2 separate regions of the Homo sapiens genome follow, and region 1 is linked to region 2. A link is a loop called in an ENCODE intact Hi-C map of the cell type or tissue named here. Cell type or tissue: HCT116. All regions are shown on one strand. Each heading gives the region's core, and the rest is flanking DNA. Links, peaks and the distances in the headings are about the cores only.

The links. Hi-C counts contacts between places; a loop is a spot of excess contacts. Peaks named below come from ENCODE experiments on the same cell type or tissue, not always from the same donor. Only the 100,000 strongest peaks of a DNase experiment are listed, where the experiment ranks them.
Region 1: a loop joins it to region 2, with 6 times the contacts of the local background. A loop is called at or near these places in 6 of 110 quality-filtered maps.

Annotation. Positions count from the first base shown.
Region 1 is chr20:57,083,999-57,095,984 of GRCh38, forward strand. No RefSeq gene overlaps it. Among named protein-coding and RNA genes, the nearest start is that of BMP7-AS1, 120 kb to the right of the region's middle. In HCT116, for the core only: CTCF peaks have their summits at 5,795 (motif pointing right), 5,995 and 8,284 (motif pointing right); DNase peaks (open chromatin) are centred at 3,313, 5,803 and 8,293.
Region 2 is chr20:57,506,224-57,518,209 of GRCh38, forward strand. It overlaps CTCFL (CCCTC-binding factor like), which reads right to left. Exons shown (of 11, transcript NM_001386993.1): 6 at 9,491-9,611; 7 at 8,369-8,518; 8 at 6,369-6,529; 9 at 2,383-2,565. Among named protein-coding and RNA genes, the nearest start is that of CTCFL, 13 kb to the right of the region's middle. In HCT116, for the core only: a CTCF peak has its summit at 8,211 (motif pointing right); a DNase peak (open chromatin) is centred at 8,208.

The sequences.
Region 1 (11,986 bases), core at 1,314-9,313, 420 kb before region 2:
AAGATGTGTCCATGCCCTAACCCAGAAGCCTGTGACTGTCACCTGATTGGGAAAAGGGTCTTTGCAGATGTAATCAAGTTAAGGATCTTGAGATGAAACTATCCTGGGTATCTGGATGGGCCCTAAGTCCAGCACCAAGTGTCTTTGTAACACACAGAGGAGAGACAGAGAGGAGGCGACAGCCGTGTGAGGACAGGCAGAGACCTGAGTGAGGCCACCGCAGCCAAGGAACGCTGGCAGCCACCAGAGGCTGGGAGAGGCAAGAAAAGAGCCTCTCTCGGGCCTCCAGAGGGAGCGCAGCCCCACTCAACCTCGGGCTTCTGGCCTCTAGAACTGAGAGAGGCTCCCTTGCTGGAGCCCAGCACATGTTGTCAGCGGTAGGGGAGCTGACCTCTCCTACCCGAGGCCACCCAAATGCTAGTAGCTTCTCCCACACACCCCCGGCCAAGGCCAGAAACATTGGATGCCTCAAGATGTCTTGACATATCCTAGGCTGTGGCGGCCACCCCAAAATGGGAAGTTGTTTTAAGCCCCTCTGTGGATGGTGACTTGTCTCACAGCCCTGGGAAATCCGCACAACCTCTGCTTTCTCTCAGGTCGGTTCTCCGGCCACTCTTCCTATAATGCCGTTCACAAAGGTGACAACTCAGTCCTCGACTGTCAGCAAACAGTCCCGCTCCCACAGTCTGAGGCCACGTGTCTTTGGATGAGGGGATGTCTTCTCCATCCAGAGGAGTGACCAGGGGAGGAGACCATGATGGTGGAGCTGCTGGGTGACAGAATGGACAACTGGCCTGGGAAAGACCCCGCTTCCCATTTTGGGGTGGCCGCCACAGCCTAGGATATGTCAAGACATCTTGAGCCATCCAATGTTTCTGGCCTCGACCACGGGTGGGTCAGAGAAGCCACTAGCATTTGGTGGCCCTTGGGTAAGGAGAGGCCAGCTCCCCTACCACTGACATGTGCTGGGTTTTAGGCCAGGCTGGGCCCCAACAGGGCTCAGAACAGGAGGTGGGGGGTGGGGGCAGCTGCCCCAATTCAGGCACATCCTGCCACCTGACAGTCACAGGGCGGGGTGGCATCTTCCTACTGGCAATGCTGAGGTGCGGACACTGGGGCCTCACAGCAGGCTCCTCCACTGTATCAGGAGGAAGCGGATTCAGCTGGGAGTGAGGAGGTTTGCAGACCCTCAGGGGCTGGGTTTCCCACAGCTCTGTGCCCAGGTAGGTGGCACACGGAGACACCATCCTTGGCCTTGCAAAGCCTGGATTCATCTTGCATGTCACCCTTGGATCCCCAGGAAGATCCTGCCTGGGGGTGGGGTGTGGGGTTCAGTCTGTTGTGGGGCGGACCTCAGCTGCACTGGGACAACCATGTGGCTTCAGGGAGGGGCTCTTTCTTCTCTGCCTTCTTTTACTCATTTTGTTTTTAATTTTAATTTAAAAAAAACATAAAAAGCTTTAATGAACTATGGGAAGTGTTTCTTTTGTACCATAAAGAAGAGCTGGTAGAGTCCCTGGGGCGGGGGATGGGGTGGCCTCCACTTTATGGGAAAGTCCCAGGTTTATTGTGAGCATCAAAGCCAGGGAGGCTCCTCTGTTCCAGGGCCCATCTCCATCCAGATGCCCGTGGCCCATATAGCATTGTCATCGGGTCATCATTTAACTTGTACACTCACTTTGTCACCACCCCAACCTCAAGATGAGACCCCACTGTGCAGGAGTCTGCGCTGAGTGATAGCAGTCAGTGGTCCTGACAGAAGCAGCTTGAGAGACGGCTGGGTCGTGTGATGCTTTCAAATCCCATCTCCAAGAATGTTGCGTGTGCATTGAACATCTACTACATGAACCCTTGCACAGCCTTCCTGAGAAGTCTGATACCAGGATGCTTTCAGTGGCAAAAACCAGAAACTGCCATGCCCATCATCTTAAACCCTCAAGAAGTGTGTTACCTCCCTCCCCAGAGGCCTCAGGGCAGCCCCAAGCTGGTGAATGCAGCAGCCCGCGCGGCCTGGAGGAGCCGGGTGCTTTTCGCTTTTCCACTCCGCCACCCCAGACTGGCTCCCTCGTGGTTTCAGGATGGCTGTTTTGATTTCAGGGGGTGGAAAAAGAGGATCCTGGCCTTTTGGGGTCTTTGGATCAGTGAGGACACCTCTTCCAGGAGCTCCCATCAGACCTTTCCTCACCCCTCATTGGCCAGAACTGGGTCACATGCCCATCCCGAAACCGATCACCATCAATAGGACCCGGAGTACCACGACTGACTCACAGGAACCGGGACTGGCACCTGCGCTCCCAGGGGCTCATGGGCCTGAGAGCTGGACCTGGAGCTACATCAGGGGCCGTTAGGACACAGGAAGGCAACCAAGGGTGCCTGCTGCCATGACCTTGTTCCATCCTTGAGTAGCAAGCACATCTGTGAGTGTGTGTTGGGTCCACAGGCTCAATAGTAACATACAACGGGAGCAACCCCTGTGGTAGGCAGCAGCACTTCCGAATCCCCACTCCTCACCGGCCGTTCATCACCAGAAACGTGGCTGAGTCTTCCAGGGCAGGACGCTCTGCCCACCCAGGCCATTCTCTAGTGGACAGACCTGCCTTCTTTTAGTCTAGCCCTGGGATCTTAACTGGGGAGGATTTTGCCCCCCTGGGGCATCAGTAGCTGATGTCTGGGGACATTTTTGGTTTTCCTGACTGGGAGGGAAGATTGCTAGTGACATCTCGTGGGTGGAGTCCAGGGATGCTGCAGATGCCCCACAATGCACTGGCCGCCCCCACCGTGAGTTACCCAGCCCCGAAGGCTGATGGTGCCATGGCTGAGAAAACTGCTCTATCCCAGGGTTTTGCCATTACAAAGTCATGCTCACAAATGCGTGAACGCTGTTACTTATCGACATTACAGGAGATTTTCAAAAATCGTGTTAACAGAATGCAAATGTTAGCATCAGAACGTAAGATCCAGCTTTGCGGCAACTTCGCTGTCTCAGGGGCTCCCTGAAGAAATCCTGCACCGTCTCACTTCTCACATGGCCCGTGCAAAGCTGCTGTCTAGGTGGAAAGCTCTCCCCACCCCAACCCCGACCCCTTCCCCATTCCCTTCTAACCGCCCACACCTTTCAGGGCTTGGCTGAGAGGCCTCTTCCTTCAGGAAGGCGTCCCTGACCTCTAGACCTCAGTGGTCCTACTGCCACCCGTGTGTGCTCCCTGGTCACGTGTCTGCTGTTGAACAGCCACTTGTGCGTGCTCCCTGGTCACGTGTCTGCTGTTGAACAGCCGCGCCCGCCTCCCTGCGGCCTTGCTCCTGCCCTTCCTTCAAGGGAGCCTGTGCGCATGCTGGGCTGTCTTTGCAAGCTCCCACGCCACCTACCTGCCAACCAGGTGGCTTGAGAGGGCTGACGAGAGCTCACCCTGCTGCACCTCTCTCTATGATCAGACACACACCTGCTCCGCATTGAGACTCGAAAGCGCAGGCTCCAGAATTGTTTTTTTATAATGATTTATAAAAATAACATAAATCAAAAATTACTGCTGGGAAGCTGTCCGTTTCCACACACATCTGTACCTGTGGCTTTGTGCATACAAGGCTGACTCACAGGCTGCCACTGAAATCCTCTGGAATAAAATCAGGTTGGCATTTCTTCTATTCAGCACTGTACAGAATAAACCCAGGCAAGACAGGAATCAGGAGGCTTTTAGCTACAAAGGAACACACTTCTACCAGAGATGCTTTTAATAACTCTTTATCATTTTCATCACGAATCCAGAGGAGGGTGGCAGTGCCAGGTTGCTCGCTGATGGACTCAGTGACATTATCAGAGACCCAGGATCCTTCTACCCTCCACATGTCAAGTTTGGTCCTAAGGCTCATCTCCTCATGGCGCACGAGGGTTGCACCAGCTCCAGCCATCACCTCCTCACTAGCTATGTCCAGATGTAGAGAATAAACATTTCCTTCTAGAGTCTCTTTTTAAGACTAAAGAAACCGCTTCCCAAATTCCTTCTGTGGACGTCCCCTCTGGACTTATGAACTTCAGCCTGTGTCTCTTCCTAACGACACTTGGCAAAAGGAATTGATTGCTCTGGTTGGCTAAGACCAGGGGTGGCAAACGATGGCCCGGGGCCAATTCCATCCGCCATCTGCTCTTGTAATAGCCACATCCTTGTGCTTGCTTGTAGTCTATGGCTGCATTCACACTACAGTGTCAGAGATTATATGCCTAAAGTATTTACTAGTTGGTCCTTTACAGAGAAAGTTTGCCAGCCCTGGTTTGGACTCAGATGGATGACCAGGGCAGGACAGGGCCATCCGTGAGCACATAGAGAAAGGGGTTGGTGTCGGGGGTGGAATCATTCAGGTGGGAACACAGAGGTATCTGGTTCAAATCTGGCTTTGCCTCTGACAAGCCATGTGTCCCTGGGGACCCCCTAATCTCTCTGAGGCTTAGTTCCTCCGTCTGTAAAAAGTCAAACCTTTCACCGTTTCTGTGTGGATTAAACAAGGTAATAGACACAAAGCACCTGGCACGGAATAGACCCTAAGCGTTATGTTCCTTTTAAGCCTTTCCTAATGGATTCTATGCTGTTAGACTCACCCCAAAAGAGAGGCTGCCACAGGGATTTGCGGTTTGCTAATTGGAATCCAAACATTGCTTCTGCTGTTACAAAAGCCAAGTTACCCAAAGTAGAATTGGTTTTAGGAGCTTTTTTGAAACTAGAAAGAGCTGACAATAAAAACTCCAAAGGAGACTTGTGCAACTGGTGATCATGGGTGGGAAGGGGTGGACGGGATGTCTTTTCTTGAGGGTTTTAGGATCCAAGAGTGTTTTGCTCCCAGAGATCTTTGTTGTTCGCTGCATGTCAAGGCAGGGGGCTGAGCAGGAAGGATTGCTGAAGACGTCCTGGTGACACGCATTGAAGGCTGGGGTCCCCAACTCCAAGCCCTGAGAACCTCTTATAATATCCTGGCCACCCCCTATTTTGGAAGAAAATGGCTACCAAACAAAATGTTTTCATTAAGTCATTAATTTTATTTGTTTTTTTTTTTAAACCGATCAAAAACATATGTATTAGCCAATCTGGACTTCTGCTGAGACCAGAAAGCAAGAGACACAGGGTAAAAAGAAGAGGCTGTGGGTCTAGACAGACCTGAGTTTGCATCCTGGTTTTCCACTTTGGCTGTGTACACCTGGGGCAGGAGACCTCAGGTCTCCAGACTCACTTTCCTCATCGGTAAAATGGGGATCAGAACAGCACCTCCTTGCTAAGGTTCTTGAAAAGATTTGATAAGCCCAGTTAGGAGGTAATATGATGATGCAGGAAGGGCGTCAGGGCCTGGTGTATAGTAGATGCTCAACAAATGTCAGAGACTATGTTTTCTAGTATATATATGGCTCCAGCACTGCAAGGCAGATACTAATGCCATTTTTCAAAAGAGGATACCAAGACTCAGAGAGGTAAAGTAATTTGTTCTACGTCACACAGCCAGGAAGGGCCAGAGCACAAGTCTGGGTGGCTCCAGGACACCAGTGAGTAGATATCAGGCTACTTGACCACCGGACAGTGACCAGGAGACCCACTGAGTGGCCATGATTCCTGCCTGAAGCAGAGCCAGGCGTTGTTTGAGTCGGGGCTGCCTCACCTTAGGAGGTGGCCTTCTATTAATAGCAGTGTTGACAACAGCCTCTAGGTGCACATGCCTGAGTCCACCCCAAAGTGGGGACCAGGAAGATCCCCAACCCCAGGGGAACCAGGAAGAGGCTGCCCCAAGCAGCCACAGGGCACCCTGGAGGACCCCCCGGCGGCCAGCAGAGGGCAGCAGCCACCTGTAAGGGAGGAGGCCCTTGGGTTGACACAGGCAGGAGAGGGGCTGCCCAGCGCCAGGTGTCCCTGCCTGTGTCCTGACAAAGTTACAACAGTGGGGACCCTCACGGTTCTGACGAGGTGCCAGGACAGTCCTTTTGGAGCAGGCACTGCTGCTATGACCAGGCCTTTCACAGAAGGTGTCTAAGTGGCACGGCACCGGTAGGGAGCTGGGCCCACGCCCTGACAACCTCCCCACCCCCAGGGCTCCTTGCACTTCCCGCAGATCCAGAGGCAGGAACCGTGCAGGTGCACACAGCCCGGGAGCTGGGATCCTCCGAGGCCAGCACAGCTCATACCTGTTTTCGAGACGCAGGAGCTGAGATTCAGAGTGGGAAGTTATCTACCCAGTGTGATTCACGGAATAATGTCCAGAGCCTGTGAACATGTCACTTTACATGGCAAAAGGGACTTTGTAGGTGTGATTCAATTAAGGATCCTGGGGTGGGGAGATATTCCCAGGTTAGCTGGGTGGGCACAGTGTGATTCCTTATAAGACGGAGGTAGGAGGGTCAGAGTCACACCAAGGCCATGTGACAGAGCAGCGGAGGTTGAAGTGATGCAGGGAGAGACTCCACCGGCCACCACTGGATTTGGGGAGGGCGGAAGGGGCCACAGGCCAAGGAATGTGGTGGCTTCTAGAAACTAAAAAGGCCAGGAAATTGGTTCCCCCCAAAGCCTCAGGAAGGGATGCAGTCTGCCACTCCTTGATTTTAGCACAGTGAGGCCCACTTCAGACTTCCGAGCTCCAGACTATGAGATCAAGTGTTGTTTTAAGCCACCAAGTTTGGGAAAATTTGCCACAGCAGCAAGAGGAAACGAACGCACTCAGGTGCTCCTGCCACACACACTCACAGTTGCACAAGCTGGTGCAGCTCCAGACCCACACACCTCCACCACCACACACTCCGCCATGCACACACACCTCCACGCACACACACCTCCACCCGCACACACACACACCTTCACCACCACACACTCCACCCACACACACCTCCACCCACACACCTCCACCCACACACACCTCCGCCCACACACACCTCCGCCCACACACACCTCCGCCCACACACACCTCCACCCACACACACCTCCGCCCACACACCTCCGCCCACACACACCTCCGCCCTCACACACCTCCACCCACACACACCTCCACCCACACACGCCTCCACCCGCACACACCTCCACCACCACACACACCTCCACCCACACACACCACCCATGCACACACCTCCACCCACACACACACACCTCCACCCACACACACACACACCTCCACCCACACACACCACCCACACACACCACCCATGCACACACCTCCACCCACACACACACACCTCCACCCGCACACACCTCCACCACCACACACATCTCCACCCACACACACCACCCATGTGCACACCTCCACTGGCACACACCACCCATGCACACACCTCCACTGGCACGCACTACTCCACCTGCGTGCGCCTCCCACCTGCGTTCACCCTCCACCTGTGTTCGCTCCCACCCACTCATGCCTCTCCACCCGCAAAAGTGTGAGTGCTGAGGCTGGGACTCAACCTGAGCCGCTGGCTCTGGATTACTGGGTCCTGCCGGGCTGGCCAGGCCTGGTCACAGGCCGGGTCCCAGTCAGCAGCTCTTTACCTCAACAAGGAGAAGGTTGGGAGGTCGCTGGGATTGTCATTACTTGTCCACATTAGTCAGGGTTCTTACCCTTCCCTCATCTCTTTCCCCATCCCCATGCCTCCCATTCATTCATTCAGTCATTCATTCAGTCAGTCAGTCATTCCTTTTCTCAACAAATACATATTTACTAAGCACTTACTGTGTGCCAGGCAATACAGTACTGAACAAGGCAGTCTGCTGAAGGAGGCAGACACAAGCCCCGAGAGGGGGTGATGTGACATCATGGAGGGCTTCCTGGAGGAGAGAAAGTTGTAATGACGAGATGCCAGGCAGCCAAAGCAGAGAGGGGTTCATCGAACGACCACATATGAGGCACTCGCCATGCCAGCGGGCTGGCAGCTGGATAAAGTGAGGTCCTCCGGGACTCAGGTCCAGTAGAGAAGTCAGGCACAGCATAGGGGGTGCTGGGAGGTGGACCCCCAGGAGAGGGGGGAAGGGGAGGAGACAGAGGTTACAGGAGGAGCCCAGGGAGGGCAGCGTGGAGAGAGCATAGGCTCAGGGGGCACAGCCGGTGTCCCTGCACCTGACTCGCAGTGCGCGCTCGGGGAACAGCTGCTGGGTGGCGAGTCAGGGGCAGCAGGCCCGCTCGGCAACCACAGCTTTGGCTTCATTCTCAGGACCTGCGTGTAGCGAGCGACTCCGCACGAGCTTGCCCTCCGCAAGGGCCTGCAGAGAGAGCCGCTCCCCCGCACGCTTCTTGCCACCGGCTGAGAATATGCTGAGCACCCACCAGAGGGCGTCCGCACTCACTGTGCCCCCGGCCTGCGCTCTCACAGTTGACAAGGGACACGCGGGCACGCGCGCAGCCTCATGCTCACGCACTCACACGCATCCAGTCCCTCACACACTGAAACACATATTCACACACATGCTTGCTCACACACAGACCCCTGCACATTCACTCACACACACACTCATACAGATGCACGCTCCAACATGCAGGCTCGTGCACACACACACTCAGAAACACTGTCACACACACCCCTTTCCACACAGCCAGCATGCCAGGACAGGCCTGTCATCCCCCTGAGAGTTGCCTGTGCCCTACCCAAGGTGCCCTGCAAGAGCCCTGCCCTGAGCGGTGACCCCAGAGCCTCAGACTTGCGGGGAGGGGTAGGGACCTGCCAGGTGGCCATAACATCCCCAGAGGCCTGCGAGTCCTGCCAGGGCCAGAGGGCAGTGAGGGTCCCCAGGCCGGGACACACCCCGACAGGGATCAGTCCGTCCAGCTGGGAGGACCTCCCCTCTGACCCCTCCTCCACGCAGGCCCAGCTGGAGAATAAGCACAGGCACACACACTTCCAACCCACCGCCTGCATCCATTACAACCACCCTTCCACCCGCACAGACTTGCTGGGAGCCGGGAAGATGCCAGCCTGCTTTTCTGCTCTCCCTCCTTCAATCCGCACCGGGGTCTAGGGAGCAGGCGCTGTCGTGATGATGCCCGCTTTACGGAGAGGAAACTGGACTCCAGGGTATGGGGGCTGCCAAGAGCAGCACAGGAACCGAGCCGGTGGGCATCCGCACCAGCCTCCTGACCCTCCCCTCTTGGGTTCCCTGAGTTGGTGGGAGAGCACCCAGCCCCTGGGCAGGGAGGCCAGGTGCCCGGCTGCCCAGGCGTGGGAGGGGCAGAGCCCTGCCCACCTGGGGTGGACACGGCACTCCAGGAGGGTGACAAATTCACTGGACCTTGGACAGGCATGAGGGTGGGGGTGAGTGATTGTGTAGGAATATTTGTGGGGAGGTGCTTGTCTCTCCGCACTGTGAAATGGATGCTCAGAGAACTCCCCACGAGGCTGGTGGGAGGGTGGGTGGGGGAGGGGAACGCCTGTGTGACGTAGAAATAATGACTCGGGCAGTGCGACGGCTCATGTCTGCGGGCACCTACGTGCAGGCTGTACTCCTCGTGTACACATCTATTAATTTGTTTAGCCCTGATGGCCACCCTATGAGGCAGGCACTGTTGCCATCCCCCTTTACAGAGGGGAAACTGAGGCACAGGGCAGTTAAGTCAGGGTCCTGCCTGAGCTAGTGAGCAGCAGAGCCAGGGTGCAGACCTGAGGAGCTTCCCTCTAGACCCAGAGCTTCCTCTGTCACAGATGGCCATGAGCCTGGCGGCGTAAAACAACACCCACATGTCACCCTACAGCTGAGGTTGGATGCCAGCTGTGCCCTTCTCTTTTCTGGCTGCTCCGAGGCCTCATCCCCATCTTCGCCTCTCAGAGCGCATTTCCCTTGCATCTCCAGTCCCTTCTCCCTCCATGGGTGCTGCTGTGTCCCCGTCTGCGTGCTCCTTCCCTGTGTCTGTCTGTAGGCGTCTCTATGCATCTCCATACGTGTTTCTGTCTCCACCCCACCCCTGCCCTGCGCTGTCCCTTTGAGTGGAGCAGGATGGCCAGGCCCTCCCATGTGGACAGATCTTGCTGTTCCTCATGGAAATTCAATGTCCCTGGGCCTTGGATCTCCTTCCAATGTGGACCAAGCCTGGGTCTTGCTGTGTCTCCGGGTATACCGGCTGCAGCCGCCTAACCTGAGACCCTGCTGAGGGACTCAGCCCTGATCTCCGGGGCACCCTCTGCCCAGCTGTCCTATCCCCCCCTTTGTTCCTGCCTGGTCACCCCCACCTCAGTGACACCCCCCACCCGCCACTCAGTAGAAGCCTCAGACCTTCCCTGCAGATGAAGGGGAGTGGGGGCAAAGGGAGGCCTGGAATCAGGGGGTTGTAAAATCGTGTCCTGGAATTTGCTGGAAGCAGAAAAGTCCCCCATAAAAGTCTTTGGATCCCTCATATTCGGTTTCACGAGCCAGTCATCCGGGAAATGGCTAAGAGCAGACCAGCATCAAAGCAGCGGCCTCTGCTCCCCCAGTCCCAGCCCGGTGGGCGGTCAGGCATGGGAGAGGCCAGGGCCTGGTCACCGAGCCTGTCCTTTGCTTGTGGCTGCGAGATGCTGAGTGGCCATCTGCAGCCCAGGATGACTGTCTTGGGTGGGTGGCCCTCCCGGCCAGGCCCTTGAGTAGTCTAGAAGACAGGACAGAGACCCGGGACCTCCGCCTCTGTGGGCACACAGACCTCAGTGGCACGCCTCAGGCTTGGCCAGAACCCTGACCTGGGTTGCACCCCTCATTTCCCTCCACAGCAAGTTCGTCCCACACTGGGTTTCCTCACCAGAATAAAAGTCCCCACTGCTCAGATCACCCGGGCAGCTCCTGATGGGTGAGGACAGGATGGGGCAGGTGGGAAGTAAGTAGGTGCTAGAGCAGGCTGAGAATCTTGGCTAAACAAATTCATTCATTCATTTAAGAAAGTATCTCTTGAATGCCGGCTAGGAGCAATGTTCAGTAAGCCTGGGCAGGTGGGGCTAACAACACCTGCCTCGTGAGGTCGCTGCATCAATTAATTAATTGCTCATGGTAATCAAAATGGGCTTAAGGTCAGGCTCAGTTCAAACCTCAGCTCCACCACTTACTAGATGGGGTGTTGAGGTGCTCAATTTGACGCATGAACCTGGTGAGGTCGCAGTCCCCTGTTATTCAACCAAACACTCATCTAGGTGTTGCTACAATGGCGTTTGGTAGATGTGATTAAAGCCCGTCATCAGCTGACTTTAAGTAAAGGTTGGCCTGGATGACCCGGCGAGCCTGATCCAGTCGGTGGAAAGGCCTTAGAGCTGGCGGAGGCTCCCTGCAATGGAAGAAATTCCGCCTGTGACAGCGGCCTGAGCAGTGCCCCAGAGACCCAGCCTATCCTCCACGATTCCCAACTTGCCTGGCCAGGCCCCACCATCGCCTAAGCCAACTCCCTGCAATAAATCCCTGAATATCTGCCTCCTACTGGTTCTGTTTCTCTGGTTGAACCCTGACTGATACAGGGGCACTGGGCAAGTTACTCAGCCATAGTTTCCCCAGCTGTAAAATGGGAGTAACAATCTCTCATCAAATTGTAGTAAAGAGAGTGGGATCTACATAAAGACCATCTGATCACTTTCTAGAACATACTAAGCTACTTCCTGCCTCTGAACCTTTCTGGTTGCTGTTCCTTTTACCCGAAATGCCTCTGGCTTTCTGTGTGATGGGCTTCCATCTTTCAGAACTTACTTAAAGGTCACCTCCTCCAGGAAGCTCTCCCTGACCACCCTGGCCAAAGTAGCTCTCTTTGCATTACTCTTGGTCGGATCACTCTGTTTAATTCTTCTGCTGCCCTTAGCATAGTTGAATTATTTCATTGATTATTATACCGATGGATTCAGATGCATTTATATAACTTGGTCAACTTGTTTATTGCTCATCTCTTCCTCTAACCTGATGTTTCTCAATCTTTCTTTTTTTTAATTAATGTCTCCCCTCCCCCCGGGAAGCTTTTTATTTTACTTTATTTATTTATTTATTTTTTTGAGATGGAGTTTTGCTTTTGTCACCCAGGCTAGAGTGCAATGGCATGGTCT
Region 2 (11,986 bases), core at 3,665-11,664:
CCCTGGTGATTAATGACGCTACGCTTACTGGCCACCTGTATGTCTTCTTTGGAGAAAGGTCTATTTAGATACTTTAACTGTTTTGTTTTGTTTTTTTCCTGAGACAGTCTCGCTCTGTTGCCCAGGCTGGACTGTAGTGGCACAGTCTCAGCTCACTGCAACCTCCACCTCCTGGGTTCAAGCAATTCTCCTGCCTCAGCCTCCTGAGCAGCTAGGATTACAGGCATGTGCCACCATGCCCAGCTAATTTTTGTATTTGTAGTAGAGATGGGGTTTCATCATTTTGGCCAGGCTGGTCTTGAACTGCTGACCTTGTGATCCACCTGCCTCTGCCTCCCAAAGTGCTGGGATTACAGGTGTGAACCACCGCGCCTGGCCTAGATACTTTACCTGTTTTTCATTGGGTATCTGTCTATTTACTGAGTTATAAGAGTTCTTTTTATATTTTAGACACAAGTCCAAATATGCTTTCTTGAATCGGAATTTCAAAAATTTTATGTTCTGAGGGACTGCATGAGGCAGACTTGTTCTTTTCTCTACATTTTTATTTCTTGCACCAAAGAGCAGTTTTTTTCTCTTTAGAATTCTACTCGTTAATTTTAACTCTTCACAATTTTTGCATGAGCAATGGTGTTTTGGGAGCACTGCCACAGCTTTTATTTGAAATTTTAAACTAATAGGGTTGACATTCCAGAACTATCCCACTGTGCTACTCAGAAAAACACAACTACACTACTGTTTTAAGAAGAAATATTTTTAAAAAAATAGTCAACTTCAGGAAATTCAACTTTTATAAAACTTTTATAAAGTTAGGCTGAAGCCTACATGGTCCAAGGATCTAGCTAGCCATGTGCAGTGGTTTTTAAATGTCCTGAAATTCTTTGATGCTGTTCCTTTCAAAAGAAACTTCATTCCCCACTCGAGTGTGGGTGGGACTTCATGGTTCATTTCTTGTGACTAGAATGTGCCACTTTTTTTTTTTTTTTGAGACAGAGTCTTGCTCTGTCGCCCAGGCTGGAGGCCAGTGGCACAATCTCAGCTCACTGCAACCTCTGTCTCCTGGGTTCAAGTGATCCTCCCGTCCCAACCACCCAAGTAGCTGGGATTACAAGCGTGCACTACCACGCCTAGCTATTTTCTTTTTTTTTTTTTAAAGTAGAGACAGGGTTTCACCATGTTGGCCAGGCTGGTCTTGAGCTCCTGGCCTCAAGTTATCCACCTGCCTTGGCCTCCCGAAGTACTGGGATTACAGGTGTGAGCCCCCACAGCTGGCTGTTGTGCCGCTTTTAGGACTAGACTGCAAAAGGCACCATGGCTTCCTACTTGCACTCTCTCACTTGCTCTGAGTCAGGAGGACACTCAAGCAGCCCTGCAGAGAGGTCCCTGTAGCAAGGAACTGAGGCCGGTGCCAGCAGTTGTGTGGCGGAGCTGTCCTGGAAGTGGATCCTCTGGCCCCAGTCCAGCCTTCGGATGATGCAGCCCTGGCGGACATCCTGACTGCAGCCTCAGGAGTGGCCCTGAGCCAGGACCACCCAGTTCAGCCACTTCCGAGTTCCCAACCCAGAGAATCTGTCAGGTGATAAATGTTTGTGGTTTTAAGCCACTCCATTTTGAGGTAATCTGTCATACAGAAATAGATAACTAATACAACACCTAAAAGAATAAAACCATAAATGTATTGCTTAGTCCAGTACCAACAGCACTATTCTTTTTTTTTTAATTAAAAAAGTTATTTTAGAGACAGGGTCTCACTCTGTCTTTGAGGCCAGAGTGCAGTGGTGCGATCGTGACTCACTGTAGCCTCCAACTCCTGGGCTCAAGTGGTCCTCCTGTCTCAGCCTCCTGAGCAGCTAGGCCTACAGGGGTGCACCACCACAACCAGCTAATTTTTTTGGAGGGATGGGGGTCTCCCTGTGTTGCCCAGGCTGATCTCAAACTCCTGGCCTCAAGTAATCCTCCCACCTTGGCCTCTCAAGTAGCTGGGATTATAGACACCAATAACATTATTCTAGGGACATCTGAAAAAATGTGTGAAAACTGCATTCTCTCTGTCAAGTAGCCTAAATCTAGTTCACTGTTTGAAAATATTACACTAAAAGGTGGGGTTCTTTGGGGAGTCTGATAACTCCCTATTGTAAGATTTTGTGTGTTGGATTGTCCTTTTTTTTTTTTTTAGGGGATGAGGAGACCACACTTTCATAGGATTCTTCAAGAATTTTGTGATTTTAAAAAACTAATAACCACTTTCCTAAGGCATGACAGATGCTCCTGAAGTCCTGGCAGGTTTCTATAATCGGGTTTAAACTCTCCTGGTGTGACACTGTCCTCCTGAGATAGAGGGATCTTTCCATGGGGGATTTACTGTGACTTAAGTAAGCTTACCCAGCGGGAAAAGCCTTTGCCACACTTGGAGCATTTGTAAACAGTCGGGATGAAATTTGCATCGTGGTATTTCCTGAAGTGAGCGTTTAGAAGTTGCTTCTGTCGGAAACATTTATTGCAAGAAAGGCAGGTGAATGGTTTCTCTCCAGTGTGGGTACGAATGTGAGCGGTCATATGACGTTCCTAAGAGGGAAGGGGAAGAAAGCAGCTTGTCTAGTTCAAAGGGTTTTCTCGATATTAGACACTGTTTATCATACAATACCTTTTATTTCCCTCCCCAAAGATGAGTCCACTATTAAGCAGAATTACTGCAAACACATTCTGAACAAGGCAGCATTCACTCTCAGTAAGTGGCCGCCTAGGAAACAAAACTCGTATGCAGCAGCAAGTGACAAAGGTCTTGCAGTGGATTCCTTGCTGGCTCTCCTGTCCTGTTGGGATGTGGGAGTACACACCGCAGGGCGTGAAAGGATGGTCCTTTGTCCTCTCATTACTGGGAGTCCTCCTTCTATACAACTATTTACAATTACCTGAATTTACAAAGGGCAAATAGAACCTGCAAACTTAAAAATCAAATGTCAGAGTTTAAATTCAGCAGACCTTTGGGGTTGCAAGTACCTTAAGTATCAACATTTTTCCATTTACTTCCCAATAGTATCGTAACAGATCTTAATACCGATTTTTTTTTTTTTTTTTTTGAGACAGGGTCTCGCTCTGTCACAATCATAGCTCACTGCAATCTCAAACTCCTGGGCCCAAGTGATCCTCCTGCCTCAGCCTCCTGAGTAGCTGGGACTGTGGACGCATGCCACTATGCTCGGCTCAGTTTGTATTTTTTGTAGAGACAGGGTCTCACTATGTTGCCCAGGCTGGTCTCAAACTCCTAGCCTCAAGCAATTCTCCTGCCTTAGCCTCCCAAAGTGCTGGGATTATAGGTGTGAGCCACTGTACCTGGCCTAAATAGAGATTTTATCTTAGACAGGAGAAAATAATTTGGGAAATCAGGAAAAAAATATGTATGAAGTCAAGCAAAAGTACACATTTTGTTTTATTTAAAATGTGATGATTATTTGGATTAAATATATATTCGGCCATTTCTGCATTACTGTCAGTGGCCTAACTGATGCTCTTTCTTCTAATCTTTCTCTCACCCAATTCACTAAACACCCTCTTCCATGCACAGCTTTCACCTCATCACCCTCCTTTGGGACAGCATCTCTGGCGCTCCCTGCTGGGAGCCTGACTCTCCAGGACCGCGGCAGCCAGGAGCACCCAGCAGTGCTCCAAGCCTCTGCCCACGGCCATGACCTGCCTGGCTGCTCTCTACTCCCACATACCTGCTGTATGCCTGCTCCAGGGCCCCTCATCCTTTCCAAGTCCTATCCATCTTTCAGGAAGCCCTCCTAGTTCATTTGAATAAGTATGAGCCTGAGGCCTCAGAATATTCTTTGTTCAAAATCTACCAGAAAAACTCCTTTTCCCTTATTCAAAGCATTTACAGTTTACAGCCCACACTTCAAAACACACAGTAAGCACTGATTTTCACCTTTGGTAACCAATAGCATGCAATACTTTGAAGCAGTGTTTTGGTTTTCAAACTTCTACTCTGAGGGCCTTTTATACTTTAAAAAATTACTGTGGCCTCTGAAGAGCTTTTATGTATACAGGTGGCATGTATTAGTATTTACTTTCTTAGAAAGCAAACCTGGGGAATTCTTAAGTGTTTTTTAAAATAAAACAATTTATTAACTCATTTAAAAATAAAAACAAACCAACTACATATTATTTCTGTAAAATTATCTATTTTTCAAAACAAAAATAACCTAATGTCTGTCTTAATAGATAAGGTTTCCAGTTAAAATACAGGCTGCAACTACTTGTATATAAAACTATTTGTTGTTGTCTGAAGTTCAAATGTCACTAAGTGTGCTGTATTTTTATTTGCTAAGTCTGACAGCTCTATTAAAAGCATTCGGGGCCAGGCGCGGTGGCTCACGCCTATAATCCCAGCACTTTGGGAGGCCGAGGCGGGCAGATCACGAGGTCAGGAGATCGAGACCATCCTGGCTAACATGGTGAAACCCCATCTCTACTAAAAATACAAAAAATAAGCCAGGCGTGGTGGGGGCCGCCTGTAGTCCCAGCTACTCAGGAGGCTGAGGCAGGAGAATGGCGTGAACCCAGGAGGTGGAGTTTGCAGTGATAGCGCCACTGCACTCTAGCCTGGGCAACAGAGTGAGACTCCGTCTAAAAAATAAAAAAATAAAAAAAGAATTCAGATGGATTCCTATCTCTGCTCTTCCCTCAGTCCACTGGAGTATGTTAAGTGATAAAGAAAATTTGGTCTCACAGACATGTAGTTTGAAAAGAGAGCAACATTTTACTAGCTCTTCCAAATAACTGTGGGCATTCTTCTCTGCTATTACACTAAAATTCAGTTAGTAGTAATTTCTTTTTTTAGGGTCTCACTCAGTTGTCCGTGCTGGAGTGCAGTGGTATGAACACAGCCTACTGCAGCCTCAACCTCCTGGGCTTAAGTGATCCTCCAACCTTAGCCTCCTGAGTAGCTGGGACAGATATGCACCACCACCCACAGCTAATTTTTGTATTTTTTTGTAGAGACAGGGTCTCATTATGTTGCCCAGGTTGGTCTTGAATTCCTGAGCTCAACAGTTCTGTCCATCTCGGCCTCCCAAAGTGTTGGGACTATAGGTGTGAGCCAGTGTGTCTGGCCATGGTAATTTCTTACCATGGGTTGCAATGTGGAATCTGAAACCGTGCCAAAGAACTTGTGCTCCTCTGCGACATTATAACCTCTTGGTCTATCTTTTACTTTGAATGGATCTTTTACCTGTGTGTGAGTCTGTAACATCATGGATTGGTCATTTGGAAAATACTAGTTCACTTGAGTTATGCAGATCTTCTAAATGCTGACATATTTCATCACACAATATAAAAGTTGCTTTAAAAAAATCACTCTAATCCCCCCCCTTTTTTTTTTTTTGAGATGGAGTTTTGCTCTGTTTCCCAGGCTGGAGTGCAGTGGCGCGATCTCGGCTCACTGCAACCTCTGCCTCCCAGGTTCAAGCAATTCTCCTGCCTCAGCCTCCTGAGTAGCTGGGACTACAGGCGTGTGCCACCACGCCCAACTAATTTTTGTATTTTTTAATAGAAACGGGGTTTCACCATATTGGCCAGGCTGGTCTCAAACTCCTGACCTCAAGTGATCCACATGCCTCGGCCTCCCAAAGTGCTGGGATTGCAGGTGTGAGCCACTGCACTTGGCCTACATTGTTCATTTTTTAAAAAAATGTCCACCAACGCCCAATGACTGAGTAAACAGAATTTGTTTATCTTGTTCCTTTCTTAGTGAAAATGACATTCACTGAGAAAGTGGCTACTTGAGCTGGAAATTCAAACAAACCCCCAGGTGCTTTTCCTCCAAGCTTTGGAAGACAGTGGAGGTGCGTATGCCGGCTTCTCATCTCATCACAAAGATTATTAAAAAGAAAGTATTCCAGGTAAAGACTGAATAAAGTTAACAACTTTAACTGCCTCTTCAAGCACACTGTCATGTAAAACTGCCCTTTATTTTTGCTGCCAGTGTGTGAAGGTGAAGAATACCACAACCACCAATTCCACTGGGTGTCACTGCCTTGATCCGGGCTAAGGACCACCACTACTTTGGCACCAAAAGTGCAAATGTCAATGTCTCAAAAGGGCAAATGACACCTTTCCATTATCATAACAAAGGCTTGGCTCTTGTGGGGCCCTAGTTGGTCACAGGGAGCTCTGGGGATATGTGAACATACTTTAAGAACTGTTGTTTTGAATGACTGGCTCACAGTTGCTTTCTGGTTATTCTGAATAGGCTACTCTATTAAAAGCATGACTTTTCTCAGTATCTTCAAGGTGGTAGAGAATCCCACCCAGCCCTCCATTCTTCCATACACCACTGCCTCTCCAAATTAAGTAAAGTACAATACCTGCTTGCAGGCATAACTGCAGTGTTTGCACTTGAACCTCTTCTCATTCTTATGAGTTTTCTGGTGCTGAATGAGGGCATAGCGTTCATGGAAGACAGCAGAACAGTAGCGGCATTTCAGCTCTGCAGCGCTGTAAGCATGCAAGTTGCGCATATGCACACCTAAAATGGTCACAGAACATTATATACTTCAAGAGTGTTGTTTTCTGTTAGCCTGCTTCCCCTCTCCTCTAAACCGGGGTTTCTCAGCCTTGGCGCTGGAACATGCTAGTTCCTTCCTGGGCAGGGCAGGGTGGGCTATCCTGTGCATTGTAGGATGTTAAGCAGCATTCCTGGTGTCTGTCTACCAGATGCCAGCAGCACCTCTTTCTCCCCGGTTGTGAAAGCCAAAATACCTCTAGATATCACCGCCTGTCTTCTGGGTGGTAAAATCATTCTCAGCTGAGAACCACTGCTTTAAACGAACAGAATGCTGAAATATCATTTTAATACTCTCGGTATGGAGTTAAATGTTATATAAGGTATGTCACACTGGACCTAAAATGTTCATTGAACAAAGCACTTTGAGAACTATTATGGGGTAGGTGAATTTTAGGATGATGTTAAGGTGGTTTTATATAAAAAGATATAATATCTTTATTTTACCTTAAATAATCCACTCGTTGTTAGAAGTCAGTGCCCTGTTATTTCCTATGTTGAAATTAACCTGAGACACATGGTAAGGTCTGGCTGGGTTTGCTCATCTAAGTCTAAAGCATGATGGTCTTGTGATACTTGTGTAAGAAGCCAAATGACAATGGACAGCTGTGTGATGGAGCTACTCCACCTTACCCACAGTGACTCAGACATTTAGAGAGCTTGATTTCTCATACAGTCATGGGAAGGAAGAATTAATGTGTTTATAAAGCATCTTATAGGGCTATGTGGAGTGTATCACCCACTGGCATGAGATGGATATAAACCATGTTACTTTGCCATGGTGTCAAAAAAGTCTAGCAACTGGCTAGACTTGTGCCCCACCAAGCCCCACTGGACTGTGTTTTGTGATGTGCTGGTATCTACGGCAACAATGACAGAATGGTCCAGATGAAAAATAAAAGTGAAGACTTTGTGGAACACCTTTCGCCTTTCAGAAAGGTTTTCAAAAAAATTCATCTCATCTCCAGAATCTCTTTGGGCAAAAGGGTCAAATTTTTTGTTCTGCTAACATATTTTTGTGTATCACAGTGTCATATATTTTGGAAAGAGAAATAAGATCATGGAAAAGGGAGGCCCAGGAATCCTGAAACAAAGAAGAGGCTCGTTCACTCACGCTTCCCACACCCTCCCTCCCATTGCTCAACACTGGCTGGCTTCCCCACAGGCAGTATCAAATCCCAGCTCCTAGGCCTGCTGTTCCAAGACCCTCTGGATTCCCTCTCCCACTCTGTGGGGTGTGACAGTTAAAAGGCTCACCGTGGTAGATGCGGATTACACGTTACAGGCCCGCCTCCTTTCCCGAAGTGACTGTCTTAAGGGGAAAACTGTGTCTTTTGAAACTTCTGCTTCCAAAACTTCTTAGGCCCACAGCCAGGGTTTAACAAAAGCTTGCTGGGTGCCATAGATAGAGCACTGATAAATAGGAACCCAGAATCCAGCCACCTCCTAGCACCCTTGGTTCGTATGACTCCCAGGCAGGTTACTCTATGTCTCTGATCCCCAGTGTCCTCATCTGAAAAATAGGCCCAATGTGGAATGAAGTAATACCCATCTGTGAAAGGTCTTATCACGTGCATACGGAACAGGCCTGGGCCCGGATTCTAAAAACATGCTATAAAATGCACTTATGAGATGCAGCCACCAGATGGTGCGACAGGACTTCTGGAAGAAAATTCGTCCCAGGGCCAAGTTCCCGAAGACCGGGCCTCCCAGTATCAGGGCCAGTACTTTGCAGGTTTATAGGACCACGCTCCAAAGAGCCAGCAAATGCTGTAGTAAAAGAAAGATCGCTAAACCACTCACGTAGGTCGCTTTTCCGTGCAATGATGGTGGCACAATGGGGACACTGGTATTTGGGGACATTTTCGCCGTGTTTCTGCAGAATATGTATTTTCATGGTCCCGCTCTGGGTGAAGCGGGTGTGGCAGATGTGGCATTCGTAAGGCTTCTCACCTGAGATGCAGACAACAAAGTGATTCCCCCTCCAGGCCTGATCCTTGCCAAAGGCCACCTGTGCTGAAAGTGTTTTTTTTTTTTGCCCCAAGCCTCCTTTATCAACCCCCTTCTCACCGGACAACCCCCAATTAGTATGAGACTCCCAAATCAAGCCCAGACAGCTTATGTCAAGTACAGCTGTGTCCATGATGGACCAGAGACATGACTTCCCCGCATCTGGTGGCTACGCAAGAGTTCAAGGTGGTTCACATCCATGGGGCTGTACGAATAACCAAGAAGTACACATAAATGTATTCTTAACACAAGACATCAAGTACCTCTGTTACAAAAGCAGCACACTTTATGTTTTGCCTTAAAGTTGAAGAATGAATTAAGGAGTTGACTTTTATTTATTTTTATTTACTTTTTCTTTTTTTTTGAGACAGGTTCTCACTCTGTCACCCAGGCTGGAGTGTAGTGGCGCAATCCCGGCTCACTGCAGCCTCAACCTCCTGGGTTCAAGTGATTCTCCTGCTTCAGCCTCCCAAGTAGCTGGGACCACAGGTGTGCACCACCAGGCCCAGCTAATTTTTAAATTACTCGTAGAGACAGGGTCTCCCTATGTTGACCAGGCTGGTCTCAAACTCCTGGACTCAAGGGATCCTCCTGCCTCAGCCTCCCAAAGTGCTGGGATTACAGGTTTGAGCCACCATGCCTGGCCAGGAGTTGAGTTTTAAATACCTGAAAAATCTACGGAAGCAAATACTTTGTGTTTTACTCCACACAGTGGGGTTGTGGCACAGTATCTATGCAGACTCTCTTACTGCTAAATAAAGGTAAAAGTACAGATCAAGATTCTTTTATCATGAAGGCACGCAAAAATCCACTTTTACCTTTGAACTTTAATTGTGCCAATAAAAAGTAATTTTTTAAAGCTTGCTTTAAGAGTTAACACTGTAGGTATCAGGCCTTCAGCACCAGAGCCCTTACCTGAGTGCGTTCTCATGTGGCGTTTCAGCTTGTAGGTATCTCTGCTGGCATAGCTGCACTGGCAACACTGAAAGGGGCGCTCCCCAGTGTGGGATCGGACATGGCGCTTCAATTTACTTGCCTAATAAATACATAAATGATGTTCGTTGCAATAGAAACTAAAAAATGGCAGAGTCTTCCATTAATCAGCATTGTAAAAGAGATTTAAATTAATCATATTTTAACATCAGAGCACCAGAGCATATTTCACTCACTGAAAAAACATGAAAAAGTCATCACTTTTGATCATCTGTTATGGGTGATTTTATCTCATTTGATGTGTGTGTGTATAAGCTCCTTTAGGGAAAATGAGCAGCAGTTCTGAGAGACTTTCGCGTTCACCTTCACTTTAAGCCTACCTGCCAAATGCCATACAAGATTTTGTTTTCATTTCTAAGGCAATATATGCTCAATAGTTACAAAATTTAGATTACACTGTAAAAGCACAAAGGCAAACATTTTTTTTTCCTTGCATAAAGTGAAAATCTTGAAACTCTAGCTCTCGTTGGGTGTGGTGGCTCACGCCTGTAATCCCAGCACTTTGGGAGGCTGAGAGGGGTGGATCACCTGAGCTGAGGAGTTTGAGACCAGCCTGGGCAACATAGCAAAACCCTGTCTCCACCAAAAATTAAAAATGAGCTAGGTATGGTGGCACACACCTGTGGTCCCAGCTACTCGAGAGGCTGAGGTGGCAGGACTGTTTGAGCCTGGGAGGCTGAGGCCGCAAAGAGCCAAGATCACACCACTGCACTCCAACCAGGGTAACAGAGTCAGACCATGTCTCAAAAAAAATAAAAATAAAAATAAAAACGAAACCCTAGCTCTTTAATGGAGGAACATCTGTATGTCTTGCCTCATGGTCACAAGTCCTGCAGACTCCACCCTGGCTGGCCCCACAGTAACAGTGTGAGTGGAGGAAGGTGTCCCTGGCTATTCAGCATTGGTGCCATGTGACAGCAGGTTCCTAAGAAGAATTAAGTTTTAAGTAGAAGAAATTAAATTCTAATTTGAGTAATTATGTATCCCAGGCAATCAGTTAAATAGCAAACAACATAATACCTCCCATTTGAGCATTCACTGCCTGACTCGTTGATTGCCTTCTAGAACTATTCTTATTCTGTATTCGTGTATCACAGGCCCTTATCTACTGCTAGCAGGAAATGGGGGCATCAGCTACACGTGGACTACAGACATCAGGAAGCTGCATCAGTCCTGCTGGTGACCCAGGGATGCCACACTCCATCTGCCTCCCCAGTAAGTGATGAGCGCACAGAAGCCTAAGGAACACTCGAGAACAAAAGAAAGCTTAGAATGGAAAACAACAGCCAAGCCAAAAAATTTCACTTAGGTTTTCAGAAGAAAAGTGAATGCCTTCAAGTATATTAGAAAGCAAAACAAAAAGAATTTTAAAAACTGTATAGCATGAAAGTTTTGAGGAGGATAAGTGGTGTGAATGAGCAAAGAAGGCCATTAAAAAAGACTCTGGATGACTCTTAAAGGTGGGATGGGAGGACAATGGGAGTTCAAATGCTTTTTTTTTTTTTTTTTTGGAGACGGTGTCTCACTCTCGTCCAGACTGGAGTGCGCGATTTCGGCTCACTGGAACCTCTGCTTCCCAAGTTCAAGTGATTTTCCTGCCTCAGCCTCCTGAGTAGCTAGGACTACAGGCATGTGCCACCACACCTGGCTAATTTTTTGTATTTTTAGTAGAGACAGGGTTTCACCATGTTGGCCAGGCTGGTTTTGAACTCCTGACCTCAAGCAATACGCTCACCTTGGCCTCCCAAAGTGCTGGGATTGCAGGCGTGAGCCACCGCGCCCGGCCAATTCAAAAGCTTTTTTAAAAAAAGGGGCACATCTGCACCACAGCTTTGATACGTTCCTGCTGCCATTTTTGTCACGGGATGGGATGAGGGAACAAACAAGCATGGCAAGACTTGAGGAGACTGCAAAAATGGGGGGCTATGGCAGCAATAGAGACCCCTGTGCTGAGGCTACCCCCCACAGGCTGCGTGCAGACCACTGGCACTGGGGGAGGGTCTCGTGGACCTAGGAAGTTTGTACTAAGCACCGGCAGGACACCAACAAAAAGTCCACTCCAGGCTTAGGATCCCCAGGTGACTCTGTTCCCTGATCCCTCCATTTTGCATTCTCATACTACAATCACAACCTTTAACTCAGATGAGAAATAATTTTTTTAAAAATAGTAACAGCAGAAAAAAGTTCTTGGAATCAAATTCTGACCCTAACCATGAAATTTCCCAATTTGTGAAACCCGGCTGCACTGTTACTATATTTAATCATCAGCTGTTCCCTTTAACTTAGTTCCATTTGGGTGTACTGTTGACCCAGTCCCGACCAGGCTCAAAACCGGGCCTCAGCCTGTTTCCCAGCACACAGTGAGACCCTGACAATTAACTGGTGGAAACTGGTACTGACTAGTAAAAGCAGTGCTCT